2 separate regions of the Homo sapiens genome follow, and region 2 is linked to region 1. A link is a contact called in ENCODE Hi-C data. All regions are on one chromosome and are shown on one strand. The core of a region is the stretch at or near the end of the contact, and the rest is flanking DNA. Distances in the headings are between cores, read along the strand shown.

Region 1 (5,092 bases), core at 1,725-4,224:
TGAATCTGGAATTCAGAAAGATGATGGAGGCCCACTGTGGAGAAGCCGGTTCTTGAGAGTTGGGTGAGAATCCAGGCTTCCTGACTCTTGCTGCAGTGCCCTTTCCACTTGGCTACTTAAGGCAGAAATTTAAATTTGTGATGACTTTTGAGGCATACTGTACCTGATTCATGGAACAATATTGTCCTTCCCACCATGGGCTCTTTAGTCTTTCTTGGAGTGAAAAATTGTCAAAAGATTAAATCCTATTTGGGAGCCAGAGAAAAAGCAAAAGAATGGCTGAGCGTGTAAATAAAGTCTCCTAGGAAGATCATATTTTTGAAGGTATTTATTATTCATATCTTTTTGTCATTGTCGTGTTGTAAGTGTTTACCTGGGCTTCTAGCTTTTTGCTTTTCCAAGGACACTGCTGATCCATCCTAGAAGAAGCTGACAGCCACCACCTTGACACTGGCTTATTGCTGTCCAGGTTATTTAAGATGCGGAGGAAATCTTATCACAGAGAAGCAGCTTCTAAACATGTCCTGCCAGGTGGGTGATGAGGTAAAGACTGCCCAGGCGGCCTTGTGCACACCACATACTTGTGGAGCCACTTTGATGAAAGGGTCTGGATTATTTGCAAAGTCTTGTGCTAGGTGAAGGTGGGCTCTTTCTTAAATTCTGAAATGCCCACGAGTCTTTGGTAATGTTCATAGTGAAGCATCTGAGCTGAGCCTGAGGCTTCCCAGGAGGCTGTGCCAAGGACAAAACACACTGAGGATGTTGACCATGGCCTCCTGACAGAATGAAAGGCCCCCACAGTTTCAATTTAAACCGTAAACATTTAAATAGAAAATGAAGTGCTGGTGTATGACTCTGAACTTGTGAGACTAGCTGAAAACACCATTTTGACCGTTGGGCAGAGATTTCCCATCATGGGATCAGCCATAGACCATATCCACTGGGAACATGGAGAAAAGGTTTAGAGGTTCCACCAACATTTTCCTTAATTCTTAGATGCCTTTTGGTGGTTGAATTCTGTCCTTATTTTCTTATTTCCTGAAGCCCAAAATATAAGCTCTATAATGTGGTCATTCATAAACCTTTAGGGATATTCCTATTGGAAAATGTTGTGCAAGTCTTATTTTAGAGTTCCCAGAAGGGAATTACCGGACCTTAAGATATGCACGTTTTGAAGATATTGGATACAACTGGTCTCCAGAAGTGGGAAGACCATTTTTGCTCCTTTTAATAGTGGTGTCTGGTGTCTCTTTCCTCAGATATTCAGTAATGGATATGTCATGCTTTTTCATTTTGCCCTTCTGATAGGTGGAAAATGACGTAACATCCTTAATTTAAGTTACATTTTTTGGATGCCATTGTGAATTTTTTTTCCCCTATAGCTATTGCCTATTTGCATACCCTCTGAAGTTGCCCGTTCTTGAAGGACACTGATAATGTTCTCCTCCCCTGCCCTTTCCTTTTTGTTGCCAGAATAACCTAATCTAAACCAGAAACTCCATCTTTTCTTCCCCAGGGCTCCTATAGACCCATAGGCGGCTAGAGTGTACCTGTGAGCCTCTGGGGAGATGTCTCACCGCCAGAGAGCTGTCCCCAACTCAGGACCTCACCTGCCTGTGCGTGCGAAATTACACCTGAGATGGAGTGGCTGTGTCCAGCTAACAAAGCCGTTTGGGGAGGGGATTTCAAGCATGGCTATTCCTTGTTCACTTTAATAAAACATGGCATGAATTCAGGCAAAGGGACTTACTCCTTACTCCCTCACCTCAGATTTTTCTGTGTTTTGCTGTTGGTATAACTTGTCCTGTGTTGCTAAGTTTTAAACATATCTATATTTTGTTTAAAACACTAACCATGGCTTTGTTTGAGTGGCTTATTTTTATGTCCTAAGGAGTTGACCTAGACAGGGAACAGTTAGTCATATTCTGTTTCAGGCCAATGCCTCTGAGCCCCTTCCCTTCTCGTTTTTCTCTGTCTGAAATGATGCTCTTGGCTGGCCCCATTTTGCTGTTTGTCCAAACGGGCGCCCCTCAGCAATGGGCAACTTTCTCCATTTTGGTGTCTTATCTAAGACCTTGCCCACTGGCTTAAAGAGTTGGCTTGGGTTCCGTCACAGTGATGAGTTGCCTGTCCCGCCGTCTGTAGTCGGGAGGGCTTTTTCCGTGATGAGAATGAGCTGCAAACTCAGGCAAACACTGATCAGGAGAGACATGAAACCCAACCTGGCCCAGTCGGCTTAAAAATAGTCCAGTCATTTCACCCCTGGAATTTTCTCTTGCTTATGTGGGTGGACAATTCTCTTGGAACACCACCAAGATCATGAGGAGGAGAAAACAGAGCAGGCACCAACCACATGAATCCAACCCAGGCTGACCCCGTAGCCGGTGGTGCATTGGCCCTCACAGGTTTGCACCCTGCATGCAGGGCCCTTTCTCCCCCACGAGAGGGCGCTCTCGTCACTCTTAAAGCAATCGTACTGGGGAACACTCAGGTTGTTTCTTAGTGAAGTCCCCGAAGAGCACTGCATTTAAGCTGCTACTTTGTGTCTCAGCTTCTACTTTCAAGGTTTGTTATGAATGTAAAGACATTCTCCAACTCAAGCAAGTGTGGGCAATATTAGTGTCTGGAAACGCCTGTTGCAAATGAAGCACAGCCACTGCTTGTTTGTGTTTCGTTAGTGAAACGTGATTGTAACCCAGGGTTTTTGACGCTCACAGAAGCATCCGCCTTGGTAATGCTGTACATCCAGGCTGCTCTTCTTTGTCCCTAACCTGGTTGCAATGTGGCCGTAGCATGCTTGTGTTGACATCTGACAGGAGATGAGGACTTGACTTCCTGGGCTGATCTTGCTTATTTTGGGGAGAGCAGGAGTGCCCGTGGTTAGTGTGGATCAGCCTGACAGGAGATTTTCTATTGAGGGAGGATTTAAGACTGCATGCAGGCAAGGGAAATACAAGCCATATTTCACCAGCTCAATACACCAGGGAGCGCTACCATTTAACGAAAACCACCATTCTGACTTCCGGGTTTTTAGGTCATCTGGCAGCCACTGGGTGGGGTCAGTTTCTTGGCCCTTGATTAGAAGTTCCTTCTGATTACAAAACACCTCTTGATTGAAATCTTTGCATTTTCTTTGCATTTGCATTTCCACCAATCTTTTTATTTTTTATTTTTTTTGCCTTGGAGGATGTGTGTATGTGAGGGTGACCTTCTCTTTATTTGTGGGAATCGGGGAGTGCCCTCCTCCCTACAAAGTCACTATAAAGCTACGGGCTTTGCTGCCCTTGGTACAGGGTCTAGAAGTGGTTGTTGGGTGGTGACCAGCACAGTGACAGTTTATTTCCTGGACCTTTGAACCTAAATTCCCACAGGAAGAACATAAAGGACTCAGCAAATCTTGCCCCCCGACCCCCGTCTCCTCCATGCGCCTACACTGGAGCCATGAGTACTACTGCTACCGTCACTACAGCCAAATTATTATAGAGAATTACTATGTGCCAGGCATGGGTAATTTTTGGTTGTTTTAATCAACTTTGTTTCAAACAGCTTTAGATTTGCAGAAAAACTATGAATATAGCAAGAGTTCCCCCACTTTCTCCTTTTTTTATTTATTTTATTTTATTTTTTTGAGACGGAGTCTCTGTCGTCCAGGCTGGAGTGCGGTGGCGCAATCTCGGCTCACTGCAAGCTCCGCCTCCCGGGTTCATGCCATTCTCCTGCCTCAGCCTCCCGAATAGCTGGGACGACAGGCGCCCGCCACTACGCCTGGCTAATTTTTTTTTTTTTTTAATATTTTTAGTAGAGACAGGGTTTCACCGTGTTAGCTAGGATGGTCTCGATCTCCTGACCTCGTGATCCACCTGCCTTGGCCTCCCAAAGTGCTGGGATTACAGGTGTGAGCCACCGCGCCCGGCCTCCTATTTTTAACATATAGTTTCTCCTGTTGTTGTTGTTTTAATCATATTAGCATAACACATTTGTTACAATTAGTGAAGGAATATTGATACATTATTATTAACTGAAGCCAATACTTTATTCGGATTTCCTTTATTTTGACCTAGTGTCCTTTTTCTGCTCCGGGAGCCTACCCAGGATACCGCCTTACCTTAGTTGTCATGTCTTCTTAAGATCCTGCTGGCGGTAGTGGTTTCTCAGACTTTAAACTTGTTTTTAATGACCTTGACAGTTTTGAGGAGTACTGCTCAGGAGTTTAGTAGAAGGTTCCTCTTTTGGAATTTGTCTAAGGTTTTCTAATAATTAGACTGGGGTTATGGGTTTTTGAGAGGAAGAAGGCAGAGAGAAAATGCCATTCTTATCACATCATATTCAGGGTACATATTATTAACATGATTTAACGTTGTAGATGTTGAACGTCATCACCTCGCTGAGACGGTGTTTGTCAGGTTTCTTCTCGTAAAGTTACTGTCCCCTCTCCTTTTTTTATACTGTACTATCACAAGAAAGTGACCACGTGTAGTCCACACTTAAGGAGGGGGAGTTATATTCCACCCTCAGAGAGCACAGTACCTATAAACATTTTTGAAATTTCTCTGCACAGAAAATTTCTCTCTTCTTCCCCATTTATTTACGTATTCAATTGTTTATTTCTATCAATATGGACTCATAGAGATTTATTCCATACTTTGAGTTATAATCAAATAGTATACTACTAGATTTTGTTTGGTTTTTTTTTTGCCTCTGGGAGCTGTTTCACGTGACTCCTGTGTCCCTTTGACACACCCCCATCATTGCGGGTTTTTGTTTTTGAGGTGTTTCTTTCTTGCTTTCTTTGTGGCACTCACTACAAGATACTCCAGGATTATCTTGTACATCTTCTGCCCTAGTCCTTGAATCAGTCATTTCTCCAAAAAGCCCTGGCCTTTTTTTTGAGACGGAGTCTCGCTCTCTCGCCCAGGCTGGAGTACAGTGGCGCGATCTTGGCTCACTGCAAGCTCCGCCTCCCGGGTTCACGCCATTCTCCTGCCTCAGCCTCCCAAGTAGCTGGGACTACAGGCGCCCGCCACCACGCCCGGCTAATTTTTTGTCTTTTTAGTACAGACGGGGTTTCACCGTGTTAGCCAGGATGGTCTCA
Region 2 (5,290 bases), core at 2,292-4,791, 1.1 Mb after region 1:
GCTAGGACATTTGAAGTGGTTGCTCTCTCACTTTCTCAAACCTTTGCTGGAATTTCACCTTCTCAATGAGGCCTTCCCTGACCACTCTGTATAAAACTGAAGCCAGCCTTCTAGTTCTCCTTACCCTCCTCTACTTTTCCTTTTCCCATGGTATTTATCACCATCTAACAACAATTTCATATACTTGTTTATTATATCTGTTGCAAATTATCTCCTGCTCCTAGATAAATGCTCCATGCATGTGTTTTATTCACCTACGCGCCTGACAGCACAGCAGTGCCAGCGATGCCTGGCACACAGGAGATGCACAAGAAATATCTGTTGACTGAATGAATTATCATAAAACACTATTTTCATTGTGACTCGTAAATCATGTATTTATACACCATTATATTTCTAGACATTACGAAGACATTGCTTGAGCTAGATTTTCTCAGCACCTAAACATACTCCTACATGGTAAATCAGGAATCTCTATATATGGCATTTACTCTTTCAAGCCATCATGGTGTAATTTTTAAAGACTTCAACATATTTGTTTTTTAAAATAGAAAGTTTACTTTTTCCTGCTAGGGTACCTTTCTAAATTTCTTTGGCTGAGTCCTAAGCATTCTATAGATACAGCTATAGATATTTTATTCCTCCATTCATCTGTACCTATCATGACTCAGGGAAACATTCCCACCAAGAGTCTGAAGGATGCCTAGCCCTTTGGAAGTCCTAGTCATCATCCCAATGGTTATTCCTTTTTCTTTTCTTTTTTTTTTTTTTTTTTTTTTTTTGGAGCGGAGTCTTGCTCTGTCGCACAGGCTGGAGTGCAGTGGCGCCATCTCGGCTCACTGCAAGCTCCGCCTCCCGGGTTCACGCCATTCTCCTGCCTCAGCCTCCCGAGTAGCTGGGACTACAGGTGCTCGCTACCACTCCCGGCTAATTTTTTGTATTTTTAGTAGAGACGGGTTTTCACCGTGTTAGCCAGAATGGTCTTGATCTCCTGACCTCGTGATCCTCCCTCCTCGGCCTCCCAAAGTGCTGAGATTACAGGCGTGAGCCACCGTGCCCGGCCCCTAATGGTTATTCTTACTCCCATTTCCTCAGCTGCTTCCACAGAACAGACCTGGAGCCTCTGCCCCCTTGTTTCAAATCAACAACTCTGATTTTCGTCATCAGTTATCACTAACTGATATGTTCTTGTTTATGTCCTTCTTTGTATTTTTTAATCACTATGTGATGTTGTCTATGCATTTTTATTTGCTTATTGTTCATCTGCACTTCTTACACACACTCTTCATAGAATTTAAGTTCCTTGACAGCAAGGATCATGTCTGTTATTCACTGCTATATCTCAGAACCTAGCACCCTCTCTCAAGACGTGATGACAAGAGAGTCTATCCGAAGACATCCGACATGCAGTAACCATTTTGATTCATTATAGCTTGCAGGAAAGCATTCCCAAATAAACAAAGGGCCAAGGGCCATGAGCCTTCTATATACCCACACATAGAATTTCATCACAGGGAATGAGAGGCCAGCTTTCCCACAGCAAGGATGTATTTAGTGTTCCTTGTCCTTTCTCTTTCCTCTCTTTTGAACCATTAGCTTGGCTTTTAAGCATTATATCTCTCTCATGTAGCCCCTCCCTACAAAGCCACAACTTCCTTTGCAAAAGTAATTATGAACATCTTCCTCTTTCACGCATCTCTCTCCACCCTGGCACACACCAAAATACACTAATTGTCTCTGCATAAGGCTACTTGAAAACTTGCCGTATCACCATTTACTACATTTTTCAGGCTATCTACAATTTTTAGTGCAGTGCAGTCTTTCTTATCCATTCTCTTTTTACAAGCAAGTTGCCAACACTTGTCCGGTAACACTAAAGTACACTTAGAATTATGCATTTCTTCAAGGGAAGACAGGTGAGCCATGCTCTGCCAGATTCTTGTCTGCAAAGGATGACCTTGAAAAGTCCTGGAGAAACTGGCCTTTTCATTCCTGCGTGTTCACCTCCACTGTGCCTGCTCACAAAGGAAGCCTTAATGCCACGGACCATTGTACTTTTCAAGCATCATTGCATAGGGAAGAGACACTGCCTTCACTACTGCCATAGCCAATCTTAAATAAGCTAAAGAAATACTAGAAGTTGGGACTGTAAGTGAAATGGCATATTCTAAGGGCAAAAACCAATTTCCATGGAACTGAAATACCTGCCTCGTTTAAGGCAACCATATGACACACGGGTTCACAAGTGCTAAAAGTTCATTTACTCCCTCAGGTAAAACAAAGCTGCAGCTGTAGTTAAGGCTTGAGCTGCAGTTGTTTCCGGAACAAGAAATAGAACCAAGAAAAGATCTGCAAAGAAGCACTTGAAATGGACATTCAGACTCTATAGTTTTTTAAAGCAGTGGCAGCGTTGCTTCTTTCTCCAGCCAGACCCCAGATACCAGTGCCTACCAAAGTGTCCTCTCTCACACACCCTCCTACAGTGTTAGGCTTTGTGGGAAGTTAGAGATCATATTCTCCGGGGGCAAGGACTATCTCCCAAATAGGCAATGTGAAGACATCTTAGCAGGGAATTGAGTCATCTTGGGAGCTAGGAGGAAGATGGGTTACACCTTAACAATGGTCTGCAGCAGGAAGATCCATTAACCATTATGCCTTAGCGCACCCACTCATACTCACTCATATTCCCCCAGGGGTGCTCTGATACGACACTGTCCACGGACTGCACACTCTTCAGGTCTAATTAATGATGCCCACCCTCCCCACCTACTAAACACATTTGCAATTTAAGCATCTCTAGCTCTCCACTACCACCCACCTTTCTCCTCCACTGTCCCTTCTTCTCCATGGAGATAATTAACTAGTTGACTACTTATTAGTCCTTCAGTTGATTAGGATTTCAGGCTCACACTAAGGCCTTATCCTAAAGTCTATAAAGATTTGTGACACCGACAGGGTAAAAATTCGAAACCAGCTAGCAAAACTTTCCTGAAGGATAGAGATACTCAAGATCTAAAAATTATCTGAAGGGTTGGATTCCACACCATGAATCCCCTTTTCCCCCTTCCCCACAGCTCCCTATAGTGAAAGATCCGTAACCTTAGGAATAAATGATAAATCCTGTGACTATTAGGTTTTTCCTGGGAGTTCCTCGGAGACCCGGAGGTAACCGTGTATGTGCGTGCGAGTGTGTCTGTGTGCGTACAAGGTCCGGAGAAGCGAAACGGTCGCAGGTTCCTACAGACCCCGACCCTGTTCCCTTGGCCACCTGGTCCCCGGTAGCTGCATCCCTGGGCGGCGCACGCAGTGAAGCGTCGCGCTCTGGCGCCGGTGCCGCACCGAGGGGTATGACTACGACCCCTTGCGCGTGCCCGCCCCCACCTCCGCACCTCGCGCCAGCCCGCGCAGCGTGACCGGCAGCCGCCGCAGACCCGGCTCGGGGAGGCGCGGAGCGCGGCGCGCTGAACCGGAGAGGCGGGCCGGCTGCTGCCTTGCGTTCGCCACGCTGTCCTCCCTCCTCCGCTCCCTGCGCCCCACCCCTGGCGGCCGCGCTGCCTGGCAGCCCGGGAAGCCGCGGCACAGCTGCTCGGCGCCTGCAGCTCCGGCTCGGGGGCTGGAACCGAAGCGGGGGCGGCGGGAGCGCGGAGACCACAGCCCCCGGGGAGAGGCGGAGGGGGTCCCTGGCCTGGGCGGAGAGGCTGAGCTGAGTGCGCGTGAGAAAGAGGGCTGCACCGCTGCTCGGCGCGGACTCTGCCAGCCCCAGCTTCAGCCCCGGCTCAGGTCGCCGCAGCCCGGGAGCCTCCCCGCTTGCGCCCCAAGGCACGCGCGGCACAGCCATGAACACCAACGATGCCAAGGAGTATCTGGCCCGGAGGGAAATCCCTCAGCTTTTTGAGGTAGGGCTAGAGCTGGCCGACGGGCGGTAGCATCCGGGGACTGCATCTCAGGGGTTCGGGTTGAGGCAGCCGCGCCCCGTCCCACCTTCCCCACACGGGGCATGTAATGAAGGGGCTTGTAGAAGCGCACTCGCCCGCTCCCCCGAGGGTAGTCGCCTTTCCCGCGGGTTGCCAGGGTCCTTGTCAGAAGGCTGGGCTTAGAAGCCTGCATCTCACAGATCAAGTTTCAGTCTTCCAGCAGGGTTCTGAAAGCAGCCTGCTCCCATCGCGCCCCTCGGATGTGGACACCCAGGGTGGGCTGCAGACCGCGGCCGGGCCGCACTCTCTGGGGGCGAGGGCCAGGTCAGGTGGCTGCACTGTCGCCCAGCAGCGAGTAAAGACTCGAAACTGAGGGAGCCAGAGCCCTAGTCACTCTGCTGGTCGAGGGTCGGAACCCCTGGGGGAAAGAGGAAATGTGGACGAAGGCAGCCCTTCCTGGAGACAGCTTGGAAGAGAGGGATGAAGATGCAAAAAGCAAAACCCAACCTATCAAGTGCCACCTCCCCGGTGACAGGCCCCCAGCCTTGCTCTGCGCTTTCGCTGAATGAACTCCTGAGCACGTTTTTCCCGTTGCCTAGGAAGGGTTGGGCCGCAGGTTTCGCCAGTGCTCGACAACCCACCTGGAGATAGCGGGTCGGGGAGGGAGCTGCGAGGGGGGCGGACTCCTGTTGCTCAGTCTTCAGACCGCAGCACAGCATCATCTGCACCGGGACCCGGGAATGGGGGGACACTTGGAGACTGAGAGAGAGGAGGCTCGAGGAATGAACCTTGGTCTGTTCTAAGCCACAACCCCTGTCTCAGGTCGTTTGGCTTCCTTTCCTTCTCTTTGTATTTGAATTTAAAAACATTCCTGAATCTCAAGTGCTTTTGCTTGAAGTAGGGGGGAGGAGGAGAAAAGAATAGAAGCAAGCCAGGCTTCCTAAGCGAGCTCTGAAAGGAGAAATCCATTCACTGCAAACCTCGTTCCCCATTTCTGAAAACGGATAGACTGATATCGTAAACTAAAGGTCATGAGGGTTTTTCCCCCCGGTTTGGGGGATTTGTTCTGTTAAAAGGAATTTTAAAGCACCACTTGAGAAAATAATTTTGCCTCAGTTTCCCTAAACTATCTTTAAAATGGGTTGCCATAATTACAGGTCTTCTTTTCTCTCACCTCTATAAGCCACCGTTTTCAGGTCATCTGAAGTCAAGATTTCCAGGTAAACCACTCACTGAACTCAAGCGTGGTATGTGAAGCCCAAATCTAGCAAATGTGTTACTCCTGCGTGAAAATAATTAGGTGGTGTTGCATAAGGACAGGTCTTGAGAATATGTGGGAATCTTAAGAGTTGTTTTTTTTGTTTGTTTTTATTTTC

What was found. A loop is a pair of places that touch in the nucleus more often than their neighbours do. Pooled maps may share reads with other maps.
Region 2: a pooled map shows a loop between it and region 1 (5-fold over the local background). The contact joins the promoter of AK5 here to the enhancer-like site in region 1. A Hi-C loop is called at or near these places in 3 of 50 pooled maps.

The regions. Positions count from the first base shown.
Region 1 is chr1:76,151,862-76,156,953 of GRCh38, forward strand. All of the region lies in intron 1 of ST6GALNAC3 (ST6 N-acetylgalactosaminide alpha-2,6-sialyltransferase 3), which reads left to right. Among named protein-coding and RNA genes, the nearest start is that of ST6GALNAC3, 80 kb to the left of the region's middle. RefSeq lists a silencer at 2,420-2,529. Within about 2 kb of position 2,975, at least 19 of the 41 ENCODE cell types and tissues checked have a DNase peak (open chromatin) inside an H3K27ac peak, as active enhancers do.
Region 2 is chr1:77,278,478-77,283,767 of GRCh38, forward strand. AK5 (adenylate kinase 5) reads left to right here and starts at 3,542. Exons shown (of 14, transcript NM_174858.3): 1 at 3,542-3,896. The coding sequence starts at 3,837. RefSeq lists a silencer at 3,402-3,461.